2 separate regions of the Homo sapiens genome follow, and region 2 is linked to region 1. Evidence: chromatin contacts called from ENCODE Hi-C or POLR2A ChIA-PET data. All regions are on one chromosome and are shown on one strand. Each heading gives the region's core, a stretch centred on a gene start or an enhancer-like site at or near the end of the contact. The rest is flanking DNA. Distances are from core to core; before and after follow the strand shown. Region 1 holds the start of MBLAC1 (metallo-beta-lactamase domain containing 1). Region 2 holds the start of PCOLCE-AS1 (PCOLCE antisense RNA 1).

The links. Hi-C counts contacts between places; a loop is a spot of excess contacts on that map. ChIA-PET counts read pairs that join two places held with the same protein, here RNA polymerase II (POLR2A). Pooled maps may share reads with other maps.
Region 2: a pooled map shows a loop between it and region 1 (2.3-fold over the local background). The contact joins the promoter of PCOLCE-AS1 here to the promoter of MBLAC1 in region 1. A Hi-C loop is called at or near these places in 6 of 50 pooled maps. POLR2A ChIA-PET finds 5 or more read pairs at or near these places in 4 of 52 experiments (CD8-positive, alpha-beta memory T cell, OCI-LY7, T-cell and 1 more).

What each region holds. Positions count from the first base shown.
Region 1 is chr7:100,124,916-100,129,956 of GRCh38, forward strand. It overlaps MBLAC1 (metallo-beta-lactamase domain containing 1), which reads left to right and starts at 2,052. Exons shown (of 2, transcript NM_203397.3): 1 at 2,052-2,149; 2 at 2,453-3,580. The coding sequence starts at 2,481. The coding sequence ends at 3,281. It overlaps CNPY4 (canopy FGF signaling regulator 4), which reads left to right. Exons shown (of 6, transcript NM_152755.2): 6 at 1-593. It also overlaps a transcript of TAF6 not described here. RefSeq lists enhancers at 622-1,291, 2,002-2,071 and silencers at 2,272-2,391, 2,482-2,961.
Region 2 is chr7:100,602,296-100,606,989 of GRCh38, forward strand. PCOLCE-AS1 (PCOLCE antisense RNA 1) reads right to left here and starts at 1,743. Exons shown (of 9, transcript NR_038910.1): 1 at 1,543-1,743; 2 at 45-871. PCOLCE (procollagen C-endopeptidase enhancer) reads left to right here and starts at 68. Exons shown (of 9, transcript NM_002593.4): 1 at 68-256; 2 at 1,135-1,243; 3 at 1,664-1,922; 4 at 2,796-2,920; 5 at 3,381-3,517; 6 at 4,121-4,335. The coding sequence starts at 162. RefSeq lists enhancers at 1,177-1,969, 3,405-3,474, 3,485-3,574 and silencers at 1,977-2,356, 2,537-2,686.

The DNA.
Region 1 (5,041 bases), core at 802-3,301:
AAGGGATCATGGAGAGCCCTCTAAAGCCTGCACTCTCCCTGCTCCACAGCTTTCAGGGTGTGTTTATGAGTGACTCCACCCAAGCTTGTAGCTGTTCTCTCCCATCTAACCTCAGGCAAGATCCTGGTGAAACAGCATGACATGGCTTCTGGGGTGGAGGGTGGGGGTGGAGGTCCTGCTCCTAGAGATGAACTCTATCCAGCCCCTTAATTGGCAGGTGTATGTGCTGACAGTACTGAAAGCTTTCCTCTTTAACTGATCCCACCCCCACCCAAAAGTCAGCAGTGGCACTGGAGCTGTGGGCTTTGGGGAAGTCACTTAGCTCCTTAAGGTCTGTTTTTAGACCCTTCCAAGGAAGAGGCCAGAACGGACATTCTCTGCGATCTATATACATTGCCTGTATCCAGGAGGCTACACACCAGCAAACCGTGAAGGAGAATGGGACACTGGGTCATGGCCTGGAGTTGCTGATAATTTAGGTGGGATAGATACTTGGTCTACTTAAGCTCAATGTAACCCAGAGCCCACCATATAGTTTTATAGGTGCTCAATTTTCTATATCGCTATTAAACTTTTTTCTTTTTTTCTAAAAACTAGCTGGGCCCAAAGTTTCAAACAACAGCCGGGCACACATAGCTAGCTGGTCGATGAGGCAGCACCCAGAATGGCCGCTGTCTTGTTAAGCTCAAGCTCCAGCCTGAGCAACATAGTGAAACCCCAATTCTACACACACACACACACACAAAGAAGACTGCAGGGCTGGTGGTGCAGCGCCTGTAGTCCCAGTTACTGCAGAGGTGGAGATGGGAGGATCACTTGAGTCCAAAAGGTCAAGACCAGCCTGGAGGCTGGGCGCAGTGACTCACACCTGTAATCCTAGCACTTTGGGAGGCCGAGGCAGGCGGATCACCTGAGTGTAGGAGTTCGAGAGCAGCCTGGCCAACATGGAGAAACCTCGTCTCTACCAAAAATACAAAAATTAGCCGGGCGGCTGGGCGCGGTGACTCACGCCTGTAATCCCAGCACTTTGGGAGGCCAAGGCGGGTGGATAACAAGATTAGGAGATCGAGACCATCCTGGCTAATACGGTGAAAGCCCGTCTCTACTAAAAATACAAAAAATTAGCCGGGTGTGGTGGCAGGCGCCTGCAGTCCCAGCTACTCGGGAGGCTGAGGCAGAAGAATGGCGGGAACCCGGGAGGCGGAGCTGGCAGTGAGCCAAGATCGTGCCACTGCACTCCAGCCTGGGTGATAGAGCGAGACTCCGTCTCAAAAAAAAAAGCCACGCATGGTGGTGGGCGCCTGTAATCCCAGTTACTCGGGAGGCTGAGACAGGAGAATCGCTTGAACCCAGGAGGCGGAGGTTGCAGTGAGCTGAGATCACGCCACTGCACTCTAGCCTGGGCGACAGAACAAGACTCCGTCTCAAAAAAAACCAAAAAAAATTTAGAGGGGCGTGCACGCCTGTATTCCCAGCACTCCAGGAGGCTGAAGCAGGAGGATCGCTAGAACCAGGGGTTCAAGACTGGGGCGAGCTATGATGGTGCCCCTGCACTCTAGCCTGGGCGACAGGGCGAGACTGTCTCAAAAGAAAAAAAGACCAGGCGCGGTGGCTCACACCTGTAATCCTAGCACTTCAGGAGACCAAGACTGGAGGATCGCTGGAGCCCAGGAGTTCCAGACCAGTCCTGGCAACAGAACTAGACCGTGTCTCCAAAAAAAAAGAGAAAGAAAAAATAGAAACCTTAGCTGGGCTTGGTGGTGCGCATCTGTGGTCCCAGATACTCGGGACGCTGAGGCGGGAGGATCACATGAGCCCAGGAGGTTGAGGCTGCAGTGAGGTATGATCGCGCCACTGCACTCCTGCCTGGGCAACTGAGCATGAACCCTCCTCAAAGCTAATGGCGCTTCAAAATTCTGCAGTGCAAAGAAGTTGCTGGGGTTGCGGAGCGGAGAACCGCCAGGAGGCTGGAGCCCAGCCAGGCAGCCTCCTCGGGCACACGGTGAAGGCGCCGGAACTACAGCTACCTCCGCGGCGCCGCTTCGGCCGCCATATCTGGGTACACGGGAACCGCAGAGGACAAACTCTCACCCGCGTTTTCGATTTCTGCGCTTTCTTCGAGTGAGGCAAGACCTAGCAGAGGCCCAAGGTAGAGCGCGGCTAGGATTCGATGGAGGGAAACATAAAGGATAGCCTTTGGAGGGTGACGGGCAAGGACGTACGTACCGCGAACGGAATGGGGCGGGGGCCGAGGACGCCGAGGGAGGGGCGGGCCCAAGTGTGAAGGGAGTCTGGGCGATACCATTTTGGGCAGGGGTTGAGGGTGATACCAACTTAATGGGAGGCGGGTGGCAGAGAACCGAGGCTTAGGGGCAGTGGCGGGGCCGAGCGCGGGTGGGGGATCGCGGAGGGACAGGACGGTCGCCCACTGCTCCATTTCCTTTCTCCCCAGCCCGTCCCTCCCTGCCAGGAGCAGCCTCATGCGGACCGAGCCGCTGTGCGGGGCATCCCCTCTGCTGGTGCCCGGCGACCCCTACTCTGTGGTGGTTCTGCTGCAGGGCTACGCGGAGCCAGAGGGTGTGGGCGATGCCGTGCGCGCCGACGGCTCCGTGACCCTGGTCCTACCCCAGACCCGGGGCCCGGCCTCCAGCCACCGAGAGTCCCCGCGCGGGAGTGGCGGCGCAGAGGCCGCCCTGGAGGAGGCGGCCCGTGGCCCCATCCTGGTGGACACCGGGGGCCCCTGGGCTCGGGAGGCGCTGCTGGGGGCGCTGGCGGGGCAGGGCGTGGCCCCGGGAGACGTGACGCTAGTGGTGGGGACCCACGGGCACTCGGATCACATCGGGAACTTGGGGCTGTTCCCAGGCGCGGCTCTGCTGGTCTCGCACGACTTCTGCCTTCCCGGAGGCCGCTACCTGCCCCACGGGCTGGGTGAGGGGCAGCCCCTGCGCCTGGGCCCGGGGCTCGAGGTGTGGGCCACGCCGGGCCACGGGGGCCAGCGCGACGTGAGCGTGGTGGTGGCCGGCACGGCTCTGGGCACCGTGGTGGTGGCGGGAGATGTGTTTGAGCGAGATGGGGACGAGGATTCGTGGCAGGCACTGAGTGAAGACCCCGCAGCCCAGGAGCGGAGCCGGAAGAGGGTCCTGGTCGTTGCCGACGTGGTCGTACCTGGTCACGGGCCCCCCTTTCGAGTGTTAAGGGAAGCCTCGCAGCCCGAGACGGAGGGTGGAGGGAACAGCCAGCAGGAGCCGGTGGTCGGAGACGAGGAGCCCGCCCTGCACTAATCAGCCTCGAGAGGGACTGCACTCTTGTCAGGGAAGCCCTAACAGCGAAGAGCTGCTGGAGACAGAGTCAGAGCAGTCAAGGGTGGGAGCTTCCAGCCCTTCCAGGAGGCCAGTTTTCTAGTGAAGACAGAGTGCACCTGACACTGCCATCACATCGTCAGTATCACTGCCTGTCTCTGCCACCAAACTAAGATCAAAGGAGGGGCTCAGCTCCCTGTGCATTCTCCCTGGGCCTCAGTAAAATGGGAGAAGGTTCGTGGGAGGGGCCTCCAAAATAAAAATGGAAACTGCATTGAAAATCATAGTGCCCTAGTGTAAATGTGAAGCATTGACAATGATAATCGTGCAAACATGGTAATCTACAACTACAGCAGAGGCATACTTTGGCCAATTGCCCCTTTCTTATAGGATGGAGGTTGCTGAGAGAAGGTACAGGGCATAAAGATGACCCCTTAGTCACCTGACTTATGTATTTGTTCATATTTTTTTGTCACACAGGCTAGAGTGCAGTTGTGCAGTCATAGCTCACTGCAGCCTCCAGCTTAAGCCATCCACCTGCCTCAGCCTCCCAAGTAGCTGGGATGACAGGCAAGTGCCACTATGCCCCACTAATTTTTTTTTTTTTTTGAAACACGGTTTCACTCTGTCCCCACAGGCTGCAATGCAATAGCACAATCTTGTACTGCAGACTGCACTGCAACCTCTGCCTCCTGGGTTCAATTGGTTCTTGTGCCTCAGCCTTCCCAGCAGCTGGGATTACAGGCTCACACTACCATGTCCAGCTAATTTTTATATTTTTAGTAGAGAAAGGGTCTTACCATGTTGGCCACACTGGTCTCAAACTCCTGGCCTCAAGTGATCTGCCCATCTCAGCCTCCCAAAGTGCTGAGGTTACAGGTATGAACCACCATGCCTGGCTATCAGCTAATTTTTTTTTTTCATTTTTTTTCAGAAATGGTCTCACTGTGTTGCCCAGGCTGGTCTTGAACTCCTGACCTAAAAAGATCCTACCTTCTCAGGCCCTCTGCATTTTTTTTTGCTGGGATTACAGGCATGAGCCACTGTGCCCTTCCCCAAGTGTGATGATTTAATATCTGTTTTCTTTCAGCAGCCGGATTGCTCCCATGGGCATGGGATGGGGCCACACCTGCCTGGCTCTCCTATGCTTGGGACCTCCAGCACCTTGGACAACCTCTGGCACAGAGTAGGGCGGGGTGAAACAGCAACAGATGCCTGAAGTGAGATCCTAAGAGCTCACAGAGCAGACCAGTTCTACTTGCTCTAAGCACTTTCTGTACATTATTATTATTATTATTATTGACTGAGTCTTGCTCTGTAACCCAGGCTGGAGTGTAGTGGTGCAATCAAAACTCACTGTGACCTGGAACTCCTGGGCTTAAGTGATCCTTCCACTTCAGCCTTCAGCCTCCCAAACTGCTGGGGTTACAGGCGTGAGCCACCGTGCCCAGCCCCATCCATTAACTTATTTGTTCCTCATCGCAGCTCTGAGCTAAGTACTATTATTATCTTTCTTTCTTTCTTTCCTTTCTCTCTCTCTCTCTGTCTCTTTCTTTCTTTCCACAGAGTCTCACTCTGTTGCCCAGGTTGGAGGAGTGCAGTGGCTCGATCTCGGTCAATGCAACCTCCGCCTCCTGGGTTCAAGCACTTCTCTGCCTCAGCCTTCCGAGTAGCTGGGATTACAGGTGCCTGCCACCGTGCCCAGCTACATTTTTTTTTTTTTTCTGAGACGGAGTTTCACT
Region 2 (4,694 bases), core at 493-2,992, 480 kb after region 1:
TTCCCCATTGCCCGCCCCACTGGCCAGTCCCCACGCCCACACACCCAAGGCTGCCCCATCTGGCGCTGATTATCCTGCTGCTGCCGCCACCGCTGCTGCTGCTCTGCAAAATTCAGCTGCTGCCTCTGTCTTGAGGACCCCAGCGCCTTTCCCCCGGGGCCATGCTGCCTGCAGCCACAGCCTCCCTCCTGGGGCCCCTCCTCACTGCCTGCGCCCTGCTGCCTTTTGCCCAGGGCCAGACCCCCAACTACACCAGGTAGGTCTCTTGGCATCTTCCAGACAGCTCCAGTGAACTTCAGACCCCCGATTCCTTTGGGGTTATGCCTGGAGATATTTTGGGTTCCCTTGCTGACACACCACTCCCCAGATTCCCCACCGCCTCACCCTTCTCTGGCCCCCAAATCCTCCCCATCTGCTGCAAGACCTTGGTCTCCTGCAGGCCACCACTGCTCCCATTCCCCCACCTTCGTCCTCTGGTCTCTTAAGTCTCCCCACCCACCCAGATCCTTGACCCCCCATAGAACCCAAGAGAGAGCCAAGCTCCTGAACTTGCCTGGTAGCTGGATTCCAGGAAGGAATTCGAGAGGGATTGTAGGGGGAGGAGGGGGCAGTGAGTGGAGACTTGGGAGTCAGAATCTGAAGTAGTTTGGAACAGGGGCAGGGCTAAGGTGTGGAGCTCGCGGAGCCTGGCCTCCAGGTTCAATCAGAGGGCCATCGCCACTGCAGCTCCCTCCATCTCTCCACCCCCTCCCCCCCACCGCCTCGTGGCTGTGTCCACATCTGGAAGTAGTTAGGCGGCTCCTGTCCCTGGACTGCCAGGCAGAGTGAGGCGGGAGTCTGGAAGGGGGGCCGAGGAGGATTCCGGGAATTCCTGTTGGGGTGGGGGTGGGGACTCTTGGGGTTGGAGGGATGGTCGAGTTGCCAGGCCCACTTTTCCCTTATCTTTGTGGGAGTCTGGGACACCCCAGCCCTGTCCTGGCTGGTGGAAGCTGCCCCAGGTCTCTCAAGGCCTTTCCATTTCATCCCCCAGCTTCCCTCCTTGGAGTTTCATCCTCATCACCTCATCCCCATCTTGCCAGTGCTCCCCCGTCCCACCCGTCCCTGCTCTTTCCTGACCCCTTTTCTGTTCTCCAGACCCGTGTTCCTGTGCGGAGGGGATGTGAAGGGGGAATCAGGTTACGTGGCAAGTGAGGGGTTCCCCAACCTCTACCCCCCTAATAAGGAGTGCATCTGGACCATAACGGTGAGAAACCCCTCTGGGCACTACCCCTTGTTAAAGTCTCAGAGGCAAAAAGGCCTGACTGCGAAGGGACCCCCCCCCCGTCCCCCCCGCACCACCTTCTCAACCTGGGGCAGCTCCAAGTGTCTTCCCTCTGTCACTGAAGGCATCATTCCCACCGTAACACGCATCATCTTAACCCTTCCCTCAAATCTTCATTCTCCAGTCCCCGGCCCTCCCTCCTCTTCCAAAGCCTCAGCTCTTGTCCCCTGCACAGGCTACCAGCAGAGCTGCAGAGACCAGGCCCTCTGCTCTGCACTCACATGGAGGCCCCTTCCCATTCAGTCCGTTTCTGCAAGAAACGCTTGGGGCAGGGGAGCTGCCCTCTGGCTGGGTTGTGTGGGGCCTGACTCTGTGGGTCCCCGCCTCTGTCCCCGCTATCAGGTCCCCGAGGGCCAGACTGTGTCCCTCTCATTCCGAGTCTTCGACCTGGAGCTGCACCCCGCCTGCCGCTACGATGCTCTGGAGGTCTTCGCTGGGTCTGGGACTTCCGGCCAGCGGCTCGGACGCTTTTGTGGGACCTTCCGGCCTGCGCCCCTAGTCGCCCCCGGCAACCAGGTGACCCTGAGGATGACGACGGATGAGGGCACAGGAGGACGAGGCTTCCTGCTCTGGTACAGCGGGCGGGCCACCTCGGGCACTGGTGAGAACTCCCTCACCTCCGCCTTCCCCCCCTCCAGGCCCCGCCCCGGCCGCAGCCCCGCCCCCAGCCCTAACCTCCGCCCCGCCCACCCCGCGCCCCAGTGCCTAGGGCCCCCTACCTCCCTGACCCATTTTCCTCACTAACCGCCCCTTCAGTCCCTCCTCCCCGTCTTCTCTCCCCTCCTCCCGCACCCACCCATCCCTCTTCCAGGGCCCCCCCCAGGCGCGAGGCGGAAATGGGTCACCGACCCGCGGGTGGAATGGGCGGCCTGGGGTTACTGGGACGGTGAGTAACTGCCGGCCCCCGTCCGCAATCGGGCTCCCTCCGTCGGGCGCGAGGGGGCACCCCAGGGCTGGGGGGACTAGGTTCCTCCAACCCCGGGGGGCCCCTACACCCAGCCCTGGGCTCCCGATTGCGGTCCCATCACCCCCTCCTGGCGGCAGAAGTCTCCCTTGCAATGTTTCAGGCGGGGACCTCCCTAAAGGGGTCCTCGGGGGCTGTGCCCCAAGTCGAGGACACCCTCTCCAGCCTGAAAGGGGACTCTGCTGCAGGGCCGGGGAGATGGGATCTCCTAGGGGAAGAGGCGCGGTGCGGCCGCGGGTCGGGGAGGGGCCAGAAGGGGGCGTCCAGCCAGTTCCTCCTCCCGCTTCCACCGCCCGCCAGTGCGCCCTGCGGCCCCAGACTTCCCCGAGCCGCGCTCCTCCCGGCCGCTCTCTGTTAACCTGCCCCCATCTTACCTCCCCTTCTTCTCGTCCCCTCATCCTGAGCCCCAGACATCCGAGCTGCCTGCCGGGGCTCCCAGCCTAGAGTTCTCCTGAAGCTGACCGAGGGTCTCCACCGCCCCCCACCCCCGCTCCTCTCTCCCCTCCCCAGAGCACCAATTTTGCGGGGGGCGGCTGGAGAAGGCCCAGGGAACCCTGACCACGCCCAACTGGCCCGAGTCCGATTACCCCCCGGGCATCAGCTGTTCCTGGCACATCATCGCGCCCCCGGACCAGGTACCGACCCTCCTCCCCGGGCTGCCCTAGGGGACCCAGGCGGCGCCCTCCAGCTTGCAGCCAGCAGAGATTTATTGAAGATCTGCTGTGTCCCGAGCACTGCGCTTGCGCTGGTGGGCACCCAAAACAGCCCCAACCCCTGCATGCACGCAAACAAAAATGTAAAAATTACAACTGAGACAAGTCTCAGGAGAGCGAGGTACAGGGTCCTGGTATAACACGCGGGCCTGTCACTTGTGAGTGCGCCAGGACTTGACCTTGCCAACCACGACGACCGACACCCCTGCAGGGTCCCATGGGTGTGTGTGGTCCTCCGTGCTGTGGTGTGAACGCCTTCAGGAGGGGGGCCCAGAGGACGCGGGAGGTGGGAGTGGGAGCTGCTGCAGGCACCCAGTAGGAGATGAGGTGCAGGCGCCCAGGGGTGTCCCGCCGCGCAGTCCCCGCCTCCGCCCGCCGCCAGGTCATCGCGCTGACCTTCGAGAAGTTTGACCTGGAGCCGGACACCTACTGCCGCTATGACTCGGTCAGCGTGTTCAACGGAGCCGTGAGCGACGACTCCCGGAGGCTGGGGAAGTTCTGCGGCGACGCAGTCCCGGGGTGAGGGGCGGGACCTGGGCGAGTCCGGGAGAGAGTCGGCGGACCGCACGCACGCGGCTGTTTGGAGGGGCGGGGTTCAGCTAAAGGGACGGGATCTGAACCCCAGGGCTCCAAACCGGCGAGGGGAGCAGGTTGGAGGCCAGGCAAAGAGGAGATTTGGCCCCGGGTCTGGGGTCCGCGGATAGAGAGGCGACTGGGGCTCTGCGAAGTTGGGACGAAGTTAAAAGGCCACCTGGCCAGGGGTAGTGGCTCATGCCTGTAATCATAGCACTTTGGGAGGCTGAAGCGGGAGGATCACCTGAGCTTAGGAATTCGAGACCAGCCTGGGCAACATGGCGCAACCTTGTCTGTACCAAAAATACAAAATAATTAGCTGGGCATGGTGGCGTGCCTGTAGTCCCAGCAACTTGCGGGGCTGAGGCAGGAGGATTACTTGAACCCAGAAGGTCAAGGCTGCAGTAAGCCTAGATGGAGCCACTGCACTCAAGCCTGGGAGACAAAGTGAGACCCTGTCTCAAACAAACAAAAAAGGTCATGGGGCTGAGAAGAGTGTGGTGCACGCCCGCCCTGACACTTCCCCCAATGCTCGGTGGCCACCTGCAGCTCCATCTCCTCCGAAGGGAATGAACTCCTCGTCCAGTTCGTCTCAGATCTCAGTGTCACCGCTGATGGCTTCTCAGCCTCCTACAAGACCCTGCCGCGGGGCACTGCCAAAGAAGGGCAAGGGCCCGGCCCCAAACGGGGAACTGAGCCTAAAGTCAAGCTGCCCCCCAAGTCCCAACCTCCGGAGAAAACAGAGGAATCTCCTTCAGCCCCTGGTGAGTCTGGGATAGGGGAGGAAGGGGAAACAGACTGAAGGGGGCCATTTCAAAAAGTTCTGACCTGGGCTGTGGCTCACACCTGTAATCCCAGCATTTTGGGAGGTCCAGACAGCAGGATCGCTTAAGCCTAGGAGTTTACCATAGCAAGACCCTGTCTTTTCAAAAATAAAAAATTAGGCTGGGCTGGTGGCTCACGCCTGTAATCCCAGCACTTTGGGAGGCCAAGGCAGGCAGATCACCTGAGGTCAGGAGTTCAAGACCACCCCGGCTAACATGGCAACACCACATCTCTACTAAAAATACAAAAATTAGCCAGGTGTGGTGGTACACACCTGTAATCCCAGCTACTCGGGAGG